Regions from separate parts of the Mus musculus genome. Here regions 1 and 3 are each linked to region 2. Evidence: chromatin loops called from intact Hi-C (ENCODE). Cell type or tissue: heart. All regions are shown on one strand.

Region 1 (8,000 bases), 1.7 Mb after region 2:
TGTATGTAGAATCAGGCTGTTTGCCAGTTCTTTAACTGGTCCTTGGTGGAGAATTGCTTTAAGACAAAGTGCATTTTACTATCGTTAATGTGATAGTAACTCTAAGGGTAACTGCCTTATGAAATGCTTCGTGACTATATGTGTTCTCTAAGTGCTGTAAAGAAAACTCCAGTCGCATTTCCATGCCTTTCCAGAAGAGTGGCCCGGCTCCCTCCACAGGCACCTTGCAATGGAATTGTGTTGCAGAGTAAAAACGTTTGTGTGGGGCATAGTAATCCCCCTCCCCTAGAGATTTGCTGGGACTTGAAATGTGACCACCTGTGAGCCACACTTAACCTTGAAGCCATACCGATTTTCAATTTATAGATAAAATTTCTCATTTAATTTAAAAAATAATGTCAGTTTGGCTAGTCTTAAAAGTAGTTCAATATGTATAAGTATGGCACCAATGGTATGCTTGTGCAGCTATTGAGTCAATTACAAAAATGCAGGCAATAAACCACGTTATTATCATCTAGTATAAGCATATTAATTATTGAATTTAAAAGTAGCCCTAAAGCAAGTGCATGGCAGGTAAAATGAGTTGTCCTTAAGTCCCATCACAAGTGGGAAAAAAATTCCTGAAATCAATGAGGTTTTGTACTATTTAAAGGATAATACATTTAATCCTGTATCGGATTCTGATCTTTACTCTAAAAGTATTCATTGATGCATACTTAACATATAATTAAAAAAAAAATTGGTACCCAAGTTAAAGGGCCAGTAGTTGGCAGTTATCTTTACTTCAAATTGTGCTGAACTTTATTTTTTAAAAAATGCTTTTCTTATTACTATGATTCACAGTTTGAGAATGTGTTATGCAGTTCTCACACTCCTTATTAGAAGCAGTGTTTTAACTTCATTCATTCACTACGCTATTTACATCTTAGTTGGTGTGCATGTGAATACATTGAAGGGTAATATTAAGGTGTGCTATTAATTTAATATAAATGTTTTTGGTATTGGTGGAAATAACAAATGACCATGTCATAATAAGCAACTTTCCACCCTTTCAAAGTTAGTCATATTTTTAAAGTATGTAATCGTGAACATTAACTTTCCCAAGCAGAGATACTAATTAACCACAGCAAACTTCAGTAACCAAGAGTTGTTATAATGTTCTTTATTTTTTGCTTTATAAACAAGTTAATTTTGTAGAACTCTACTCATTCTAATAAAAAATAACTATCTGATGATTCCTGAAAATTGAATCCTAAAAAAAAAAACAATATACTCTATAGTTTTCAAATATTTTTTAGTTTTTCTCTGGCCTTCACCTTGCTCAGTGACTAAGTTGAACGGCATATAATTATGTCTTTCTAATAAATTATTCATTGTATTTAGATTTCTTTAATAGAGAACTATGCTGAATAACACTTTGGCAAATGTAAGCATTATCTTTTAAAACTTTCTTCTAATTAGTGTAGTATATTTTGTGGGTTTTATTTTCCAACTCTTGGTGCAATATATTTTTTGAGTCTATGAAATCTCAGAAAGGGACAAAAAATGGGGAAATGTCTATACAGTAATAATTGTATTATATAACAAAAAATAGTTATTAAACAGAGAGCCAAGGTTTTCAGAACATGATTCCAAGCAACATGGAGAAATTTAGTGTGTAGTTAAAGATCAGAACCTCACAGCATGGACTGAAGAAGGATTGCTGATTAATTTTTAACTTTTTAAAATGACAGCTTTTAGAATAATGCCTCCCAAATGAATATCTAAACTGAAAAAGCATGCATATTCCTTTTACACATATATAGTGATGGTTTGGACCAAATGAAAGGCTTTATCGACGATGCTTAGTGAGTGTAACATATGAAGAAGAGCTGACTGGGATTTCATGCTCAGCACTGTGCCTTAATTCACAGACTCATGGTTGTTCCTGCATTCAGTAGAGCTTGACTGGGATTTGTCACCTTTAAGAAATCAAACCAGATTACAGAGGCAAGTCACAAAACCAACGCAACAGCGCTCTACACCTTACAAAAGGCAGATTACACAGTTCACATGTTATTCTGATAGAGCAAAGATAAAGGCTGATTGCTAAGGAACGGCAAGACACTCTGATTCGAAATGATTGCTAGATAACTATGCCACGACCCTGTTGCTTCGTCATTATAAAGAGCCACTTAAACAGCAGAAAACTCAGTTTTCAAATAATAGGCGCTCAGTAGTGTTTTTTCATTGCTTAAATTTGAAGTTCCATCAACTCTCTTTGAGCAGATATCAATTTGTCAATTTGTGTGAAGTGGTTACCATAAAGCTTAAAGGAATTAGGCATTTTCAGAAGTGTTGTGTAGAATGCAGAGTAGATTTGCCAAAATTAATATATCTTTATGGTATTGAAAAATTAAGCAGAAAATACATAATTGACAATATCCTGTATGTTGTTCTGTTACCAGGTGTATTCTTCAAGATGAGTAGTTACATAGTTATGATTCAATGCATTCAAAACATATCATGATAGGTGTTATTGGTAAATGAGACATATATATATATATATACATATACATTAATGTTTATTTTATGAATGTTACTTAAACATCATTTTTATGAAAATATAATACGTGGAGACTTTGTTAGAGAATAGTTTTGTTTTACCTGTAGCATTTTTAAAACTCAAACTTTCTAAACACCCAACACCACAGTAATTTCTTGCTTCTTTTAAAATTGAAGTCCTTTTTTACCCTACTGATGCCTCCTAGTGTCTCCCACAATAAAGCTCTAATGAGTCATCCATAACTGTAAACATTGCACTTTCACTGCCTGCATCTTCTGTGATACATAAAATTCATATTTATGTGTTTAATTTTCTGTGCGTTACTATAATAAGATAGAATACTTTAGTGAATGAGATGTTTCATCTGTGGATTTATGGTATGAAGGTTTACTTCGACCTTAACAATATTCTGCTAAGTGTAATAAGTTTATACCTTCGGTTGAAATTCATATCATCCTTCCTTATAGTCACTATTATTGCAAATGAAAAATAGCAGATCTTCCATTTTGTAGACCTGGAAATTAGATAGAGTTCATCATTGAATGGCCGATGAGAAATGGTTAAAAGAGCTTATTGTTTCATTTAAGAAGACCCCCTCAAGAGTTAACAACTTTTGTTAACTGCATGTCTTCACACATGCAAATCTCTATGTGAATATTGCATTTCAAAGGTTAAAAAAATAAAAGGAAGGGAAAGATAAGTGTTACTTATAAAATAGCAAAAGAAAAACTTGGTTAGGGGGAAAATGTCTCTATGTAGTGGAAAGAGGTTTACTAGAACATAACTTCTCAGGACCCACAGGGCACTCTCATGTGGTAGACACTAGTGGACATCAATTTTACTGCAAGGTTTATGTCCTTAGTCTCATAGCAGTGAGTGACATGCTTGCATATCTGTGACTTCTTGCAACTCTGATTCTACCTAAGACAATTGCCATTTGATTTTATAATTTTTTTCTTTAGTATAGTTATGAAAGGGGACATTCTCCTAATAGTTCCAAATTCAAGTGCAAAAGATTTTAACATCTCTGGGCCTCCTGGGTTGTCTCAGTGCATATCGCATTCTTGACTTTCACTAATACAGTGTTCTGAGGATCCAAGTGCATATGTTAGACCTGAGCTTAATTAGTTGTTACACTTACATGTGGGGGGGAGGCAAAAGAGGGTAGAAGGAGGGAGGGAGAGACAGAGACAGAGAGAGAGACAGAGAGAAGCAGAGAGACAGAGACAGAGGAAGAGACACAAAGAGAGAGACAGAGGGAGACAGACAGAGAGAGACACAACGGGAGAGACACGTGGTAGGGTGTGAAATAGCCACCCCTGATTAAAAAGTACACAGAATATTAGCAAAATTTGCCTATTGATTATTTTGTCCTAAGTTATTCCGTGATACAGTGCCATTACAATTCTCGTCTTGTTGGACAAATTTCAAAGAATGTAAGGGGTGTGTTTCTTTCGTTTAAGGAAGCAAACATCTAGGAAGGGGTGGGCCTTTCCCACAGGAGCCGCATTTCTTCCCCTGGAGAGCTGAAGCAAATCTGTAGTATGTGAGAGACTGGCCCATAAGAAACAGAATGATTTGTAGTGATCTGTTCTAGTTAGTGAGCAAAGCAAACCAGAAAGAGTTTTTCCTCTGAAAAACAGCTCCTGTCTGCCGCTTAATACTCAGTGCTGAAAACGGACCATAAAACAAAACAGAGCAAAGAAACAAAGAAATCACATTTATAGTGTTTGTGCTCACAACTATATAGTACATTGAGATAATTTTGACAACTTCACATTGTGTATAGCATTAAGATGTAGAAATCAAACGTGTTATACACATACATTTTCCAACCCCATTGTGAGGCTATGGAGGTAGCATATGACAAAGAATGCTACAGTAAAATATAAGAATACCGAAAGGACAATCTGACATGATGTTATTTCGTACTTTCTTGCTCTCACTGCACAAAGAAAAGGCATATTCATGCTAAGAAAGGAGTTTCTATTACCTGTTATATAAACCCATGGTCTAGCCTCATTGGCAAAACAAGTGACATTTGCTTTCACTACAATGTATCTGCTATACATTTCTATCCAATCTCTGTTACTTGTTTTATTTGAAAGTATAGCTGGTATAAACAAAATTCAGAGTGCACATAAAAATAATTTTCTGAGGGCATTATATAGGAAATCAGTGTCATGACAAGAAATAAAGGCAGTAAACTTATTACAAAGAAAATCTGTAGAAATCAGTACTATTTAAGAAGGGACACCTTTGAAAGACTTTATTCATTCTTAATGCAAAAAATTTGAAATGAATGGAGTAATGGTGTTCAGCCTGCTTATTGAATGGCCGTGCAAGACTTCAAGCAATGGTTTAAATAAAGTCCCTTCAACTTGTGTGAGTGACTGGAGGAAGCGGGCTTTGAAGCAGTCCCTAGTGGGAACCTGATTTTTTTTCAACTTATCCTGAGAGTCTCTTGGTTTTCTTCCTGCAACTTGTAATAGATAAGATAAATATGAAGATGCGTACATACGTTGTTTATAGATGCTGTGAATTTCTAGCCTGTTGAATTTTAAAAGTGTTAGATATGGTTCTTTGTTAGAGGATGTAAACTGCTTAAAAGAAAAACAACCAAAACCAGCATATTTTTTAATATATCTGTAATCTTTTCAGCAAGCTATAATGATAGCAAAAGAACACAACCATTCCCCAAACCCCAAATATTGGCATATTTGGCTTAAATTTGCTCAGTTTTTATGAAATTAGACAGCAGATTTGTCAATATAAATATAAGGAAATTTGCCTAGTAGGGTAATAAAGTTGACTTTCAGTTCTTAGATCATAATTAATTGTTGACCCTGCATAAGGTGTATAACAAGCCATTCTGGAAAGCTGATGTTTTTAATGGAACTTGAAGGCTTGGGATCTCTTTATAGTCATTTTGAAGATGTGGTTATTTAGCTGAAATATTCACTGGACATTTTATTTTTATAAATCATGGTCACACAAGGAAGGCTTTATAGGACAGACTACCTAATTGCAGTCAAGGATCTCTTTAGTGAATGAACACACACAGAAGAACACATATTTTAAGAATATAATGGTCTTGTATTTTTTTCAAATTACCACACTTTTTATATCAGAACAAAACATATGTGTCAAGGCAGATGTTTTAAGTTATACCTTTCATGTAGGTGAGTCTGTAAATATACAATTCGACTTAAATGGCTTTGTGGGAAGGTAGTTTGGGGAATTTAAAAAGGAAGCTCTCAGTTACTGTGGTTTCAACTCTTTCTTACAAAAAAAAAAAAAGAAGAAGAAGAAGAAGAAGATGGTAGTTACACTCAGGATAAAGAAAGAGAAATAAACTCTTTTAATTCTTTTTAACATGCCCATAGTTCCTGCGGTAGAGCTTATTTTTATTCTTGTGTGTATGCAGGGCAGGTACTGGCAGCGGGCTACAAAATGAAAACTTGCTGGCTGCCAACCAGACACAGTGCAGAGCATCACATCATAAACTTCCCTCCCCTTCTCTGAGTGATTTCAGCCCTAAGCAATGTCCTTCGCCTTCAGCGTAGGCTGAGCAGCAGAGGGCCTCCTTCCTGAGCAGGCTTTGGGAAAGGAAAGGCTCAGTGTTTCCCTTCTTCAACTTGAAAGTCTGCCTCTTAAATCTCTAAGGCACGAACTGCAAACTGGATTCACTATGTTCCCTTTTTCTTCCTATATAGTGGTTTAAAATGAATCAAACAATAGGTGTGAGTTATTAAACGGGACTCACTACCTCCCCACCCCCTACCTACAGAGTACATGAAGGCCTGATCAGATATCTGTGGCGCTTTTTGTTGTCGCACAAAGAAAAAATATAATGGTTTCTTTTCACTGAAACTTTTGCATTATATTGCAGATAGGCCAGACCATTTTGTGATGCAAATTAACATCAAAGGTGTTTTTTTTTTCCTGCCTATCACAGGAAGTAGATGCTCCATCACAATATATGGTTCTACCGTGATTTTTTTTATTGATAATCATTCACATTTTTAATAATTATTAGGTCAAATTACAGAGTAATTTGAGAGAAAACATGAGAGTGACTTGATTATTACTTCGTTAAGTAAGCTGATTTCTAAACATCTGCATTTTTGTCCTTGCACGTGGAACTGTGGTCTGAAAGGTCTACTTCTCTTTGGCATGTAAAGTAACAAATGTTTAAAAGTAGCTTGTAATTGCTAGTTACACTTTGAACCTTTACCAATGGGCTTTTTAATTTTAAATCGTATTAAAAATAATTTCTGGCTGCCAGGGCAGTGGGCACTTATTTGTGAGAGGTGGGGTCTGATTATTGCCAGCACACCTTTCTAAAACTAGCCTTCACCTTTGGAAATATATTAAATGGGACCTTCAGGAAACAGTGTTTCTACATAATAAATATTTGTTCCACCTTTATTTTTAAACTAAATTATTGCTTTCACAATGTCCTTATAGAATGTAAGTCTTAGTAACAAACTAAACCAATTATTAATCACCTAAATACCATTTACTAAACACCCCCAAAAGTAAATATAACTTTATGTTCCTTTAAAATCGATAAAATGGATTATTTTTAATTTTATTTAAATGTCAAGGGCAACTATCTATCTGTCAATACCAGTACATACATTTTTATAACAAAAATATTAAAGCAGTAATATAACATATCTCTTTAGAAAATGTAAAAGGAATGTCATGAGAATGTCTGTGGGCCAGAGCCATCTAGCAAGAGAGAAAAAATATTGAACTTTGATGTATATGTTGTAAATATAGACAGGAGAATAATTTAGACATTCCATTAAATATTATGTGAACCTTTGATTTTTGCTTTAATTTTAAAACTTAGAATGAGATTTGTTTTCTTGGAATAGTGCAAAATGATAAGAGTCTAAATCACACCTCCAATAAACATTGTTCCACCCACTGTCAAGTTTCAAGTGTGGGAATTTTAAATAGAAAATACACTATCTTGATATTTAAATATTATACAAACTATTCTTCAGTTTAAAGCCTGAATCTCTTGGAGTTGCACCTAATAGGTAGTTTGCCCCATCAAGCATTTTAGACATTTTAAACTTTATTAACTAACAACTTCGTCAAGGTGTCTGACTTCCATCTGAGAGACGACTTAGGAAAGGTTTCTGTGCTCAAGGATGTAGCCCTTTTCTCCCTGCTTTGTTAACTGTTAATAAGTCAAAATATGTAAAAACCAGTACTAATTCCATCTGAATTACTTTTCCTAAGTGAAAGCAGCAAAATTAGCAGTTTAAAAAAGCGAGTGTGCATGACTTCAATTATAGGATTTATTGAAAGCTACTTAAAGTTGGTATAGTTTAGTGGTTAAAGAAATATTGTTGCCTACATTTTCCTTGCACATTTGCACTTTTCTCTCTTTACACAAACTAAAAGCAATCTCCACAGTGACTTGAATAGAGTTCCA
Region 2 (8,000 bases):
GAGTTCTACATCTTCATCTGAAGGCTGCTAGCTGAATACTCAGTTCCAGGCAGCTAGGACTAGGATATTAAAGCCCATACCCACAGTGACACATCTACTCCAACCAGGCCACACCTCCTAATAGTGCCATTCCTTGGCCCAAGCATATATAATCCATCACAACTTGTGAAATGTTTTCATTTAATATTGCTTCTAGGTAGGGAGGGTATGGGGGACTTTTGGGATAGCATTTGAAATATAAATGAAGAAAATACCTAATAAACAAAATAATATTGCTTCTAGGACAAATTCCTATAAGCTTGGTAGGCTAAAACATTCTCCAGATTAGGTATATAGGTATAGCGTTGTATAAGTAATTTGCTTAGGGTCTTGCAATTCCTCCCTAGGTATAAGTGATGCCATCCCCCATTCTGGAGGCTGTTGAAGATGAGTGTGCTTTCTGAGACTGTTACTCCAAATCAGTTCCCTGCCTTTGTTCGATTGAGGGTCCCACTTTTCTTTTTGAAGGCCATTTTATGACTTTAAAAGAAAAACAGCAGGATAGGCAAGTTGTCTTAATAGCTTCTCAGAGAAGGTGGGAGAAGCAGCTAAAGACCAATGGATTTGAGTGTCTGCAAGAGTTTTTAGCATGCTGAAGATTTTTGCTAGTTACTTTTGCTACAAAATAAAAATTATAATTATCATGCGTTGAATTTAAAGCACGGAAATTAGCTCAAGAATCTTAAAAAAAAACTTGCACAAAAATCCAAGTGGATCAAATATGTTTTAGTTGTAGAAACAGAATTTTATTTGATTACTTTTGTCTATATTGACCAAATCCAGTTCTCCAACTTTTGGTCACTTTTAGTTACTTTTATTTTCTTTGAAATAATTTAAATTTAACTATGTATTAGAAGCATCAAATTTATAATAATTATTGTGTGTGTGCATGTGGGCCACAGCCATGGCACGCGTGTGGTGTCAGAAGACCATTGTTTGAGGTTGGTTCTCTCTTTTCACAATGGGTTTCCAGTGGGGTTGCAAGGCAGGAGAATACAACTTCCCTCATCAGGCTTGTATGAGAAATACTTTTAAGCAAAACTTTCTTTTAAAGTATTAAGTAATAATTTCTTCTTTATTTCACTTCCTAGAAGAATGTGAAATTTATGTGTTTCAAGAAAATTCTTCATATTAAATGAGAATATTTTACCAGCTTTTTAATTCTATCAAAGTTCCATTAAAAAAAATCTCATTATATTATTTCTCAGTAATTTATTCCTTCTAGTTTAGTTTATTTTGTCCTTTGTTTCAAACATCTCCATGTAAATGGTTTATTTTCACCTTTATTTAATACTTTTCTTCTTAGGCTTGGTTTTACAATCTTAAAATTTTAGTAGTTTTTTTTTTCACTAGTGTTCTTTAGTATACATATGACGTAATCTAATTTCCTTTTTTTGTTTGTTTGTTTGTTTTTTCGAGACAAGGTTTCTCTGTGTAGCCCTGGCTGCCCTGGAACTCACTCTGTAGACCAGGCTGGCCTCGAACTCAGAAATTCACCTGCCTCTGCCTCCCAAGTGCTGAGATTAAAGGCGTGAGCCACCACTGCTTGGCCTAATTTCCTTTTAAACTTGTTAGTAAAAGTACTTAATTTTTATATTTTAGGCAGGGTCTACTACTAGTCCTGGCTGGCCTGCAATTCACAATGTAAAGAATTCAAAGATCTGCTTACATGTCTCTTGGGTGCTGGGATTAAACATGTGTAGCACCATGCCCAGTTGAGTTCTTCAACATTTTTCTACTTTGGTTTTGGGAGTGCTATCATTTAGCTATTACTTTTTAGCTTTATCCCAATCCTTTACTTGTCCAAATTCCTATCTACACTCTAGCTTAACTCATGCATAGCCAATTACACAGCGTCCTTCGTTCACATATAAGCTTACATACAGTATTTGCCGTTTCTAATTCCTAGCCCCAGTTTATTGTATTTATACCGATAAGCACTGCAGGTTAGCTCAGTAGTTTCCAAGTTTTCCACAATAATACCTCATTTTATGCATCAAATATTTATGGAGCACCTAAGTTCCAGATATTTTGTTTGGTACAAATACTCGTGTAAACAGAACCCTGGCCTTGAAGACAGTCAGTCTCGCTCGCAGTCTGATGATCTAAGTAAACTTTAAGAGGCTTGGTGGGCAGTGAAGATAAGACGCACATAAACACTTTATAGCACTAGAAAATGAGAAGCAGAAGCAAGCACACATTTCCAATCGCACAGAAGAAAAGGGTGGTTTGGCTAGTCTCATTGTAAATGACCTAACAAAACAGCAAAACGAGAAGCCTAATCCATAATCCAGCCTGCCTTAAAATCACTTGGGAGATGTACGGGGGAGAACGCTTAGCTTGGTCCTCACTGAACTAAGAATAAAGAATGTCGCCTTTAGATTTAAGTTTCTCAGGTGCACCGGCCACCTAAAATTGTACATCTTTTCGCAGACCTGGTTCCCCAATAAACTGCTCCCTCGTTCTGAGCAGGCTGCTTGGGCTGGCCTTTTCCCTTCCCTCGGTCGACGCCGTGCATGTCACGCGTGGGGCCTCGCCTTGCCTGCCTGAGTCTCGCGTGGTGACTCTAATACGCGCGCAAGGGAGTCGGGAAAGAACCTGGCCAATCCAGGGAGCCAGACTGACAACCAGGGCCAAAAAATGTGTACTTGATTGACATGAATGCTGACCAATGAAAAAAGAAGAGCAGCGACGCTTCCGCCCCAATAGGCCGGCTGTTGGCAATTTCAGCCAATCGCGCCCAGAAACTTGTCTGGTGGGTGGTCCCCGAGGCGTGGAGGTTGGTGGCTGTTGAGCGGTTCCCGTGGTAAAGTCCCCGAGTGGAACATCTCTGTCGGAAGAGAGAATGAGTTTAGCTCTGAGGTCGGTAACGAGGAGGCCGTGCCTCCGTCCCCCCAGAGGGCCAGGGCGGGTGTGGACGGGAGACCGGGTCGGGGGCGGGTGCCCAGCGCCGAGCACCAGACCTCGGCGGTTCCCGCCTCCGGGCACCGCCGCAGCCCGAGTGAAGTCTCGCGAGGTTTCCCTCACGCGACTGCGGGACTCAGCCCTGGTTGCCTGATTCCCCCTGGAAAGTCGCAGGAGCGCTCGCCTTTCTCCCCGGGCCCCGAGGCACGCTGTGCTCTAGGCGTCTCGGGTGGAGCTCGTTTCCGTGACACCGTCCTTTCACTTCCGTCCATCCCTCCCCTCATTGGCTCCTCACCTTGCCCATCTACAGTTAAAGGTGCCCCGGGCGGGCCGCGCCGCGCCGCCCCTTTGGCTCCGCAGGGTGACGAAGGAGGCGGGAGCTGGCGTGGGGGTGTGGCGAGTGGGGGCAGCCGGGGTCACGTGGGCCACTGGGCCGGCGTCCCTGAGCCCGACGGCGTCCAGACGTAAATAGCGCGAGCAGTTAGTTAGCCGAGTTTCAAGGGTTTGAGGTTTAAAGCTTCCATCTTTTAGAACGTGCGGATACACGTGCTGTATCCTCGTTTACACATTTGGACCGCTTTTTGCATTGGCAGCTTTTGAAGGCAGACATTTTCAGATCCAAGTGCCCTTTTTAGATTTTTCTTTAAGCTTCTCCAGAGTTTTAAGACGTTTAACCTATCGTTTACATGTTAAGTGAGAGTTAAAACACTTTTAAACATCACGTAGACTTAAGCACGACTATTAGATGCTGTGATTTTTTTTTTTTTTTTTTTTTGGTGTCTAGTATTTGAATGTTTAGACCCTTTTATATTTTGCCTGGCTAATATCAGTGGAATAAAACCACAAAGCAGTGTTACAAATGTATAATCTAAAAACATTTTGAGCTTACAGTGCAAAAGTAATCTTTTAAGTTTTATGGTTGTTTTTTTGTAGTAATTGTGAGAATTTATAAGCTGTCCAAAATCAAGTCTATTCTGGTTGATTGTTTTGTTCTTTATTTTTGGTAGATGACATTGTTTTGTTCTTTATTTTTGGTAGATGACATGAATAATATGTATGGTGTTTTCGGTGCTTTTGACTTTGTTTAGGATTTCTCTTATAAAAGTACATTTGACTACAGGACATTGATTTAGGGGCAGTTCCTTTATTTGCCAGGCTACTCTGCTTTGTTAAAATTTAGAAAATGAATCTTTGTCCTAAGATGGGTTAAAGTGGCCTAAAGACATTTTTCTGTGTCCTAGAGGTGAGCTTGTAGTAGACAAAACAAAAAGGAAAAAACGAAGAGAGCTCTCTGAAGAACAGAAGCAAGAAATTAAAGATGCTTTTGAGCTGTTTGATACCGACAAAGACCAAGCCATAGATTATCATGAATTAAAGGTAACAGGGGACTTTTAAGACCCATTTTTGTTTAACTCAATTGCATTTGTGACTGTTGCTTTAAAGTCTATTTTAGAAGCTTGTCTCGGAACTGTGAGGCTGTTTGTAGTGCCCACCCACAGGTGGTACAAGAAAACAGTACAAACAGAATATGGCTTGTAGAACCTTGTATTTAAGTGCGTAATGATGGAAAGTGTAACTTCTCCATTCACCCAGTTAAAGGGAGAGTCCTTAGCATGCTCTTCCCACTGCTGTTTTCCTCTGTGGGATGGTATATAGCTCAGCTTTTTAAAACACGATGTTTGTGGCCTATGCTTGTTGCTTGTGCAGACCTGTACATTCCATGTGTATCATGTGCAGTGTAGAGTACGGCCTTGTGTGCCTTCCAACACTGTTGCCTTGAGACAGACTGTCTCATTGAATTGGAAGTTCAGTACTTCTGAACTAGGTTGGCTAGAGAGTGAACTCTGGGGTCACTCCAATCAACACACCTCTGTCACTGGCACCTGCAGCCAGGCCTGTCTTTTTACATGAGTGCTGGGGATTTGAACTCTGGTCCTCAAGATTGCAGGGCGAGGAGCACTCTTACTCACTGAGCTATCTCTGTAGTGCAACCTAAAAAGTTTTGAGATGGAGAGATAGTTGCCTTTGCTCAGACATTTCTGAGATTGAGCTTTTAATTTTTAAAATAGTACTAACACACTCTTAGTGTGCTCGTCTCTGTTACAAAGGATATAAATTGTCTGATGCCTAATGTTGCTATGTGCTGAGGGAAAATACCCAATTTAAGGATTAAAATTACGAGTAAAGATCGAGGGGGAAATTTGTTATGAACACATTTCTTATGTTCAACCCAGTGAGAAAGATAACATTTGATATCTTAAATGTTAACTGTAGTTTTAAATTGGGCAACATTGTAGGTGATTTTTAAGCATTTCAAGTAGGGGTAGATAGAAACTGAGGTGAGAGGATAGACTATCTGAAAGTATTACAGGCCTGAAGCTGGGGCCTCAATATTGAGGCCCTCTGTTCGCTCCTTCCCCATCCCACTTGTGTCTTGCTGCCGCTCCCTCCCGTGCAGTCTGAGTCCGTCCTGTACAGTGTCTCGCCATTTGTTGGCATTGACTGTTTCGGTTTGGGACTTGGTTTCACAGCTCGAGCTTCCTCCTTTTCTATTCGTCTTTACACTACCCTTACATATCTATCTTTCTTGAATTCTTTGACCATGTTGTTAGCTCATAAGCCTTTCCTGGCTTCCTCTGCGTTTGTTGCCCTTTGATGCGGCTGTCTCCACTACCTCCACTTGTTACTGATTACTTCTGCTCAGAGCCTCCCTGCCTGGAGAAGGTGGCAGCTCTGCTCACAGCCCTCAGTCCCAGGTTTTGTCTCCCATCCTTTCCACCAGCTCTTCCCCTGTTTAGTAAGGGATGTCTGACATAAAGACTTCACTAACTAGTGACACAGCTCTCCTTTCCTGGTACTAGTAGCAGTTTTCTGTTTAAACTCAGTCATCTGAAACTAATTGTACCATAGTAGCTAATTATGTATGCTCTGGTGGGAAAGCCGATTGCTTGCTTGTTTGTTGAGAAAGGATCTTAATGTGTATCCTATACTAGTCTCAAACTTATGACAATCCTGTCTCAGTCTCCTGAGTGATAAGATTATAAAATTCCACTGTGTCAACCATGGAGGCCTGAAATTTTTCTGCTTTTTTTCCCTGCTTTTATGCTTTTGTCTAGCCTTTTAATAGTTGTGATATGTCTTTATTCCCTTGGTAACAAATAGTTATCTTTGTATTTAGTGCATCGTTTTATATATTTTTTGTAAATTCTTTTTAATTAGTTGGTCATATAAAACAGCAAAATGCCAATGAAAATAATTTCTATTTATTTTCAAAGTGAAAAACCAGGATGTTTCATAGTCTTAAGTTAGAGGTAAAAATACAGAATAATTGTGCTTTAGTAATCTGCTGTTGTCTTTTAAGATGGAAAACTTCCTTAGAAATCACTGATGACTTCTTTTGTAAGTAGTGCTTTACAATTTGTTTTTCCTTTTTAATCCAAAAGGTGGCAATGAGAGCCTTGGGCTTTGATGTGAAAAAGGCTGATGTGTTGAAGATTCTTAAAGATTATGACAGAGAAGCCACTGGCAAGATCACATTTGAAGATTTTAATGAAGTTGGTATGTACTTAGTCGCCTTTATACCCAGTACTTGTTGGAAAATTACGAGATTTTTGTATGTTTTCAAAAGAAAAAACATATTTCTAGCTATACTGTGAGAATTAGTGTTGGCTTTTGATGATTTCTTGAACGAGGAATTGTTGTCTAGATTTTATGGTTTATTAAAATTAATCACTAAAGGGTAACCAAAAATTATTTCTTGCCAGTAAAATAGAAGATTTAGTATCCTGATGTTTAAGATTATTAGTGAAGACTGCTGTGCGCTGTGACTTTTGTTAGTACAGTGGAGAGAAGAAGGAAGTAGGACATGGTGTCTTGGTGGGAGATGGGGACATGAAGTCCATCTTGTTAAGTTGACAGCTTGTTAGGCTCTGTACTCACTAACCTTAATCTCAGGGACAGTGCTGTGCTGTAAAGTTGAGACAACAGCAACGACACTGTTGTGAGGGATGTCTTTGGCAGGGTAGAAATAGGAGCACTTAGGAAATGCCACCTGAAGATGGTGGCAGCTTACTGTAGTTGGATCTTGGATAGTGATCTTAATGAGTTACTCAGGATGAGTTACTCAGGGTGTATACAGTTAAAGATTTTTCAATAGAAGATTCTGGAAGGCTAGGAATTGGCTACTGTAACTTAATTATATTGCTTACAGTGTTATATAGACATTATATGAATTATTTTGTTAAGTTACTGACCAATGATACCATTTTAGGGGTCATAATCTAAGCATGTAGTTATTTTCATATATTAAAAAATTAAAACTAATACAATTATATGTATATACAAAACCTTTATTTAAATATTAAAGACATAATACAGGAAAGAAAAGAAATGGAATGAGAAGGCAGATCCCCCCCCTTAGGAAACTCATAAGAGCACCACAGTGAAGTTAGCACAGGCTACCTTGGAACCAGATTCCAGGCTTCAGATCTGGGTTCTGACTCTGTAACTTGGTTAGTTTACTTGTCTGTGACTCGTTTTCATCGATGAAATGGGGACCAGTGTAATGTGGTTTCTGGGAGGTATGTGGGTGATGAGCATGTGAAATGTTAAGCACTGTACTGGATAGTAAGAGCTACTAAATGCTGGTGTTGGGATTAAGAGTAGTCCCAGCACTCAGCACAAAGAAGTAACCCAGGCTCTGGAAGTTTGAAGTCCACCTGGTCTGCATGAGGAACCCCAGGCCAGACAGGGCCAATGAGACCCTGTCTCCAAGCAAAACACTCCAAGAGTTTGTGCCAGGCAGAGAAAATAGTGCTTCCTTTGATGCAGAATGCATTTGTATTGTTGGGACATTAAAACATTCTATTCTATAATCTCATTGTTTTATTTTCTGTCTTTAACTTTTGAAGGCTATTTTAAGCATTATTATTCAGAGTTTTGTAAAACATTTTTTCATAAGTACTATTCTAAGTATTGCAGATTTTTATATTTTACTACTTCAGAACAGAGTTTCATATCACCTAAACCTTAGCTTTATGGACCATTTGTTGTTGCCT
Region 3 (8,000 bases), 74 kb before region 2:
TCTTGTTTAGTGTAGGATCTGCTTGCTCATCAGCACCACCTACGTGTGTCTACATCTGCTATTCCACCGTAGATTGCAAAATGTCGATATACATTTTTTTAAAAGCCTGCAGACTTGAGTGATGCATATATTTTTATAATTTTTCCATTTTGCTGATTGGAACTCTACTAGGGGTTGACTGTGCTCATACACGAGTTACCTTAAAAACAAAATCCATTAGGAAATTCATTTTCATTTCAAAGCTCATTCCATCTGTCTACTCTAAAAGACGTAAAATATCACAATGGCTTCATTCCCATTGCTGAGTCACTCTACCATGCTGATTCTACAGAAAGCTGGTCTTTCAAGTAGGACCTCTGCTGAGTAAAGGGGCTGACACCTTTGCTCAGCACCTGTAGGAGCCCAACAGGCAGGGACAAGACCACTGTGCTACCTGCCAGTCTAGAATATGTCACTAACTAGAGATTAGAAATAAATCTAGGAAAAGTTTACCAAACTTGCTTGATCAGAGGAATTAACTGGGAGATAAAAAATATAAATATAAAACATATTGAGTCCTGGGGAACACTTAGTTCTCAAACCTAATAAGCCAACATCTTTGAAGTTGGGCCCTGGAAATGGTTTGGGAAATTCACTCTAAGAGTATCTGACTTAACACTGTTTAATGGAATATTGTCCCAGAAATAAGCTCTGCAGACTCCAACTTCCTATTTTTATCTTGCAGTCATTGGGCATAAACTGATAACAACAGTAAATGTATCCGGCAGAGAATCCAATGCTAGCTTTTGAGACACATTGGTTACAAGGCGCACTGCCTACAAGCCATCCTACAGTTTGATGTCGCAGACAGGGTGCTCCCGTATATACAACACTTGGTTTCTTTTCTTTTTCTTTTTTTTTTTTTAATTTGGATATTTTCTTTATTTACATTTCAAATGTTATCCCCTTTCCAGGTTTCCCTCCCTCCCGGAAACACCCAATCACATCAACAGTGGGGAGGTGGGAGTGGGTGGAGGAACACTTGGTTTCTAAATTCATTTTCTTCCCCTGTAGCCAGAGACTGAATGGTGAAAGGAAAGGTTCACAAGTGAGGCCTAGGCGCCAATCACTTAAATCCTTATTTGATGTATTTATCTAATACATTGATTTTTTTTTTTTCTCAACCTGTCAGACTTTTTCAAGGGAAGGTGTGTGGCTGGGAGAAGAGGGGTTGAACCCAGAGCTTCACACACACACTGGTAAACGTCCACTACTAAACTTTAGTCTCAGTCTTCTAATTTCTATTTATTTACATATTTACTTCTTGAGGACAGACTTGATAGTTTCCCAGTGTGGACTTGAGCCCTTTCTACAGCCTAGGCAGGCCTTGAATTTATATCCTTCTGCTTCAATGTCCTTAATAGATGGGACATGGCCCCAGCTCCCAAACTTTGTGAATGAAGAGTTTTTTATTTCTCGATTTCCTCATTACCCAAATTTGTTTAGAACGGCCTAATCCAACTCAGTCATTTACTCAACTAGCTTTGATCCTTTTGGTCAGGCACCGAGCAACTCTTAATTCTTCCTTCAAAGCATCCGCTCCTTTGAGATATGTTGGCATCTCTATATACAATAAGTGACCCATTCCAAGGCTTCATTATTTGGTCCTGGCTAAACGAAGAATCACAGTAGATTCAACCTCCTTGCTTTGTAGAAGAGGAAATGGTTATAAAGGTCATCTGATCTCATCTCAAACAATTCCTACCAAAGGTGAGCGTACACAGGCGGAGGAAGGCCTTTCAATGCCCTACCTATATTTTACTTCTGGGAACACATGTCTAAAGTCATTGACAACCTATTTTTTTGTTTGTTTGTTTTTCCGAGACAGGGTTTCTCTGTAGAGCTCTGGCTATCCTGGAACTCACTTTGTAGTCCAGGTTGGCCTTGAACTCAGAAATCCGCCTGCCTCTGCCTCCCACGTGCTGAGATTAAAGGCGTGCACCACTACTGCCCGGCAACAACCTATTTTTTTAATCCCAGATCAATGAGGGAAATTGGCAACTGCAAAAAGTTCTGAATTTCAAAATCTTAAAATGTGTGTGGGTATGTGCGGAGAAATGCAGGTGCCCAGGCAGGTCAGAAGAGGATGCCAGGCCATCAGGGCTTGTGAGCCACTCGCTGTGGTCGCTAGGAACTGAACTCGGGTCGTCTTTCCAGCCCCAAATCTGAAATCGAAAACACTAGATCGACAAAGCAGCACTGCCACCATCACCTCAGGATGCTGCCTGACTGCCAGCTCAGAGTCCTGCCTCAAAACTTCCGTTCAGAATCTGTTCCAAGAGATCTGAAAATGGGCGTTGTTCAAGTCTCTCCAAACCAACTGTACACATAATCTCCTGGAAGATGGTGCGCTCACCTCTGCAATTCTTCCTAGATCTAAAATGTTGTGAGTTATAATTGTGACTGAAATGTAACATCCTCTTGTACACACAACCTTGCTCATTTAAATGTTCAAGTAGCTGGAGGCCAGGGGAGACAGCGAAAGCCAAGTCACAGTATCTTTCTGAAGAATGACCTAAACTTGCTCTAATCACGAGCCTGACTCATTCCACTCTGGCTGTCTCCTTTGATCACCTAACAGAAGACTATTAGCAGTGTGTTCTCTATTATTCCCCTTTTTTCTGCGTTAGCTCAGGCCTTTAACATCGACCCTCTGAAACATCGTAGGCATTTTATGTCCAGATAATTGTTATGTCCCTAACAATTCATCTCATCAATTTAACAGAAGGCTAATCGTCTGATATGTCATTCTCTTCAATTAACAGAGCTTAGGACATTTAACTTCTGCTTCTCACCAAGTAACTATCCACTGAGGTCTTGATAAAGACCCAACTCTAAGCCTAACCTCTGGGCCAAACCATCCTCTCACTGTTGGAAATACAGAGGCAAACAAAATAACATCTCTGCTTTTAATGGAGTTTACGATCGAGTATGGGAAGTGGGCAAAATATACTTTAGAGAACCTGTCAGAACCTGATAGGTGGTGTGAAAATGAAGCAGGAACCAGGCCAGAAAAACTAGTTGAAGAAGTTCTGCCTCTCTCAGGACTGTCTGAGCTTAAATGTAATTACGATGAGAAGCAGAGTCATACTGAAAAGTAGAAAACAAAGTGTCATTGGGAACTGTAGGTCCAAAGGACTCTAGAGCCTGCCACAAGCCAGATAGTCATCTCTGAATTCTTTCTGAGCTTATGGCCAAGAAACAACACTGTGCCATCTTACCGAGTGGCCCCCTTCTGCAGCAAAAACAAAGTACAGAGGGCACTGTGTTTCTCTGCAGAAAATGCATTCGATAAGGCCAGTGCAATCATTCACTAGTCCATCTATAAGTAGAATCCAATTTTTGCATTTTTTTTGCATTATATAACAAGTATTTGTGTACAGGTGTTAGCTTCCTCAGATTCTCGAGAACTCACATCAGACTTTTTTTTGTTTTTAAACAGTTTTCTGCTTGTCACACACCATTTAGCTGAGGCACTCGTGCTAAGAATGGTCCCAACTGCATAACCGATGAGATTAGCAAAATACTCAAAAGGGCAGTGACCTGCTCCTACACCCACCAGAGAGTTTTGGAGTGTTGGAAGTACAGTTCTCCCTCTAGGAAACTTATTAGGAGATACCACAGTAAGAATCTTCCTAATTATCCTTTATAATGCTCTCCCGTGGGTCTCTTTATAATTTCTGAAGGTTAGTCAAATTCTCAAAGGGATTTCTTAATCCGAAATAGATGTATCAATAGCTAGTGGTTGGGTGCAAGCGCAGGGACTTGATACTGACAGTGGGGGTGATTTCTGGTGGCTTGCAAGGCCACACCCAGTCCCTATCCACTTTTCATGTCCCCTCAAAGTGCTCCGCCTTTCCTTAAGCTCTAACTTTCTCTGCTCTCTTCAAAGAGCAAAGAACCACCCAGAACTATGACGGCCATTTAGGTTTTTCTTTTTAAAGAAAAATTTTATCACCAACCCCTCTCCTCACTATCAAGGGTGCCAACAATTAAGAAAACAGAAGCGACGGTAAGTATGCCCTTATCAGCAAACTGCCGCCAAACTTTGAATGAAGAAAAAACACAGTCGTCAGATTTGCATAGTCTTCTCTTGTAAGAGGATAAACTCCCTTCTTTCTCACTGAGAACAAACCCACCGGAAAGCTGGGAGATCTGGCTACGAAAACTTTAAACGGTTTGGAAGACCGCAGCAGCAGCTTTGGGGAGGTAGGGATACTTCCCAAAGTCACTCCAGAGGGGCTTTCATGAATGTTGGCTCCGGATACCCGGCCACCACGTTCTCCACGTGCCCCATCAACTCCCTTCTACCCTCTTCACCTCCTGCCCAGAACGGGATAGCTTCCAGTTACCTGCTAGCCAAGTCTCGAGGCTTGAGCACACGGTGCAGCAGAGGAAGCAAGAAAGCCGGCAGCCCCTCCAGCAAGGAGCCGCAGATTCTACCTCCGGAGTAGCGCGCCCCACACCGCACGCGGCTACGGCGCAGCAGAGCGCACTGGAAGCCCCGCCCACTCCCGCGAGGCCACACCCCCGGAAGAGAGCTTTTTAGCCCTTGGCAGGCGCCGTAGTCAGCCTCCAACAGGCTCGGCCTCACTCTGGGCTCCGGCGGCGAGTGCACAGCCCCCCGCTGCCCGTGTGGGGGCGGTCCTGTGTGTCGCTTCCCACGCATCTCTCCCGGCCCCTGCAGTAGAACCCCGAGCAGGGCAGCATTGCCCGGTGTCTCCTCCCCGCTTCAGCAGCCTGCGTTACTGCCTTGGTGCTGCGGCTGCAGAAGCTGCGGCAACTGGGGTGCAGCCTGCGCTCTGCGGCTCGGACGGGAGGGCGCGGAACAGGTGATCTGGGCAGTGTCGCAGCGTCCTATCCACGCTCCCTTCCGCATCCCCGCCCCTCGATCGCACCTCCTCCGGAGCTGAGAGTAGCTCCTCCGGCTCTGCAGCAACAGCAGCAGCAGCAGCAGCAGCGAGTCCTGGACTGCCTGTGGGAGGCACACCCACCTAGCCCGGCCGCACCCCTGCGCAGCAGCATGTCGGCGCTCGAGTGGTATGCCCACAAGTCTCTGGGCGATGGCATCTTCTGGATTCAAGAACGGTTCTACGAGTCAGGCAACCGGGCCAACATTTGGCTGGTGCGCGGCTCGGAGCAGGACGTGGTGATAGACACTGGCCTGGGGCTGCGCAGCCTTCCGGAGTACCTCTACTCCTCTGGCCTCTTGCAGGATTGCGGGTCTAAAGAGGATGCAGGACGCCGGCCACTGCTGGCCGTGGCCACCCACGTGCACTTCGATCACTCCGGCGGTCTCTATCAGTTCGACCAGGTGGCTGTGCACCGCGCCGAGGCCGAGGCCCTGGCTCGCGGGGACAACTTTGAGACCGTGACCTGGCTTTCTGACAGCGAGGTGGTGCGGGCGCCCAGCCCTGGCTGGAGGGCCAGGCAGTTCCGAGTGCAGGCAGTGCAACCCACCCTCATTCTGCAGGATGGTAATGGGCCCCGCGGGCGTGCGCTGTCACTGAGGGAGGGGCTTGGAGAGCGTGTACAGCATGTTACAGACCTCCTTGGCACTGTTGGGGTACAGTGCGGGAATACTCTGTTTCACCCTTTGCTGCGTGGAAGTCAGCTTAAGCAGAGACTAGGCCCTGGCAGGCTTCTCTGTCCGGAGATGCGCGCTGCTGCTGTGTGGCTGTCTCTTTGAAAGCTCACACCATCCCCAGTCAGTCAGCTACAGTAGTAACACTGCAGAGACTTGTGACTGGAGATTTTCCATTCTTTTCCCAAGTACCGGTTGAACATTTTCAGCTTTTGTAACGAGTAGGCTTTTAAGCAATGGCACCTTGGGAAGAGTGTTAGGCTCTGTGCTTTGAAAACTGCTGACTTCATCTGCCTCCTCACTTCACTGCATAGTGCCTATCCGGTCCACCTGTAGGCTTGGAAAGCTTTGGTTCCGTTTCATCCATCCTGACCTTTCGGATGGATTTGTTTGCTTATTGCCTCACAAGAAAAAAAAAAAAAAAGGCTTGACAGTGAACATAAAATATAGAAATATGACAAATATCTGGTCTGGATGAGAGCAAGGCCTAGGAAAGATCAATAAGGGAGTTGTTTCCGGTGGAGAAAGTGTGTGTGTTAATGAGGACTTCATTCTCTTGGTCCTAAGCAATTGATAGATTGGAGCAAAATAGACAGGGTCCCAGTCCCTTTCCCCTCATGCTGGAACTGCACTAACTGAACTGATTAGCAACAGCAGCAATATTTGATTTATCAATTTTATATTTTTGTCTTAGGATTTATTTATTTATTTACATCCCCAAAACTACTCCTGCTCCTGCTCCCTCCCTCACAGAGTCTCTCCTCCCATCCCCTCTTCTCTTCTCCTCCGAGAGGGTGGAGGCCCCTCTGGGTACCCCTCCCCCCAACACAGCACATAATCAAGTCTCTGCCAGATTAGGTGCATCCTCTCTCACTGAGGCCAGATAGGGCAGCCATGGAGCCTGAGGTGCTTGCCTGCTACCTATGTGCCTGGAACCTCTTTTCAGTCTGTGTGTTCTTTGGTTGGTGCTTCAGTCTCTGAGTGCCCCTAGGTTAGTTGACTCTCTTGGTCTTGCGCTGGAGCTCCCTTCCCCTTCTGGGCCTTCATTCTTCCCCCAACTCTTCCATAAGAGTCCCAGACCACCGTCCAATGTTTGGCTGTGGGTATCTGCATCTGTTTCAGTCCACTGCTGGATAGAGACTCTCAGAGGACAGGTATGCTAGGCTCCTGTCTGCAAGCATAACAGAGTATCATTCATTAATAACGTCAGGGATTAGTGCTTGTTCATGGAATTTTTCTATCCCTGCATTTCCTTTAGACAGGATAAATTTGGGGTCAAACTTTTGTGGGTGGGTTGATGTCCTTATCCCGCCACTGAGAGTTTTGTCTGGCTACAAGAGGTGGCCTCTGCTAGTTTCATGTCCCCACTGTTAGGAATCTTGGCTAAGCTCACCCTCATTGACTTTCTGGGAGCCTCCTCTATGGGACACCCTAGAGATTCTCCCCTCCCCCAACTTACACCCCCATCCCCACAGCTGAAGATTTACATTCATTCTCCTGGCCCTCTGACCTTCTCTCCTGTCTATCCCTGTACTTGATCCTACCCCACCCCACCCCTCACACCATTCTGTGTACTTCTTGAGTACATACCATGCATGTCCTTTTGGGTCTGAGTTACCTCACTCAGGATGATATTTTCTAGTTCCATCCATTGGCCTGTAAAATTCATGATGTCCTTGGTTTTTGGTTTTTTTGTTTGTTTTTTGTTTTTGTTTTTGTTTTTGTTTTGAGACAGGGTTTCTCTGTGTAGCCCTGGAACTCACTCTGTAGACCAGGCTGGCCTCAAACTCAGAAATCCGCCTGCCTCTGCCTCCCAAGTGCTGGGATTAAAGGCGTGTGCCACCACACCTGGCTTGATGTCCTTGTTTTTAACAGTAGGGTACTATTCATTTGTGTAAATGAACCACATTTTCTGTATTCATTCTTCAGTTGAAGGACATCTGGGTTGGTTCCAGTTTCTGGCTCTTATGAATAAAGCTGATATGAACATAGTGGAGCATGTGACCTTGTGGTATGTTGGAGCATCTTTTGGGTATATGCCCAGGAGTGGTATAGCTTGGTGATATAGGTAGAACTATTTCCAGTTTTCTGAGAAACAGACACATTGATTTCTAGAGTGTTTGTCCAAGTTTGCAATCCCACTATCAATGGAGAATGTTCCTCTTTTTCCACATCCTCTCCAGCATGTGCTATTGCTTGTGTTTTTGACCTTAGCCATTCTGACTGGTGTAAGGTAGACTCTCAGGGTTGATTTGATATGCATTTCCCTGATGATTAAGGATATTGAACATTTCTTTAAGTACTTCACAGACTTTCAAGATTCTTCTGTTGAGAATTCTCTGTTTAGCTCTATACTCCATTTTTAAAGATTTATTAT

What was found. A loop is a pair of places that touch in the nucleus more often than their neighbours do. Peaks named below come from ENCODE experiments on the same cell type or tissue, not always from the same donor. Only the 100,000 strongest peaks of a DNase experiment are listed, where the experiment ranks them.
Region 1: a loop joins it to region 2, with 2.8 times the contacts of the local background. A loop is called at or near these places in 10 of 42 quality-filtered maps.
Region 3: it touches region 2 in a loop (2.4-fold over the local background); 4 of 42 quality-filtered maps call a loop at or near these places.

The regions. Positions count from the first base shown.
Region 1 is chr13:83,526,086-83,534,085 of GRCm38, forward strand. All of the region lies in intron 1 of Mef2c (myocyte enhancer factor 2C), which reads left to right. Among named protein-coding and RNA genes, the nearest start is that of Mef2c, 5.3 kb to the left of the region's middle. In heart, CTCF peaks have their summits at 3,338 and 6,120; DNase peaks (open chromatin) are centred at 4,046 and 6,086; H3K4me3 peaks cover 2,314 bases; H3K27ac peaks cover 2,267 bases.
Region 2 is chr13:81,780,457-81,788,456 of GRCm38, forward strand. Cetn3 (centrin 3) reads left to right here and starts at 2,791. Exons shown (of 5, transcript NM_007684.4): 1 at 2,791-2,901; 2 at 4,185-4,320; 3 at 6,387-6,501. The coding sequence starts at 2,885. In heart, no CTCF peak of the experiment used is centred here; DNase peaks (open chromatin) are centred at 2,745 and 3,255; H3K4me3 peaks cover 2,101 bases; H3K27ac peaks cover 2,187 bases.
Region 3 is chr13:81,706,467-81,714,466 of GRCm38, forward strand. Polr3g (polymerase (RNA) III (DNA directed) polypeptide G) reads right to left here and starts at 4,547. Exons shown (of 8, transcript NM_001081176.1): 1 at 4,392-4,547. Mblac2 (metallo-beta-lactamase domain containing 2) reads left to right here and starts at 4,951. Exons shown (of 2, transcript NM_028372.1): 1 at 4,951-5,516. The coding sequence starts at 5,063. In heart, a CTCF peak has its summit at 4,685; DNase peaks (open chromatin) are centred at 4,635 and 4,775; H3K4me3 peaks cover 3,428 bases; H3K27ac peaks cover 2,311 bases.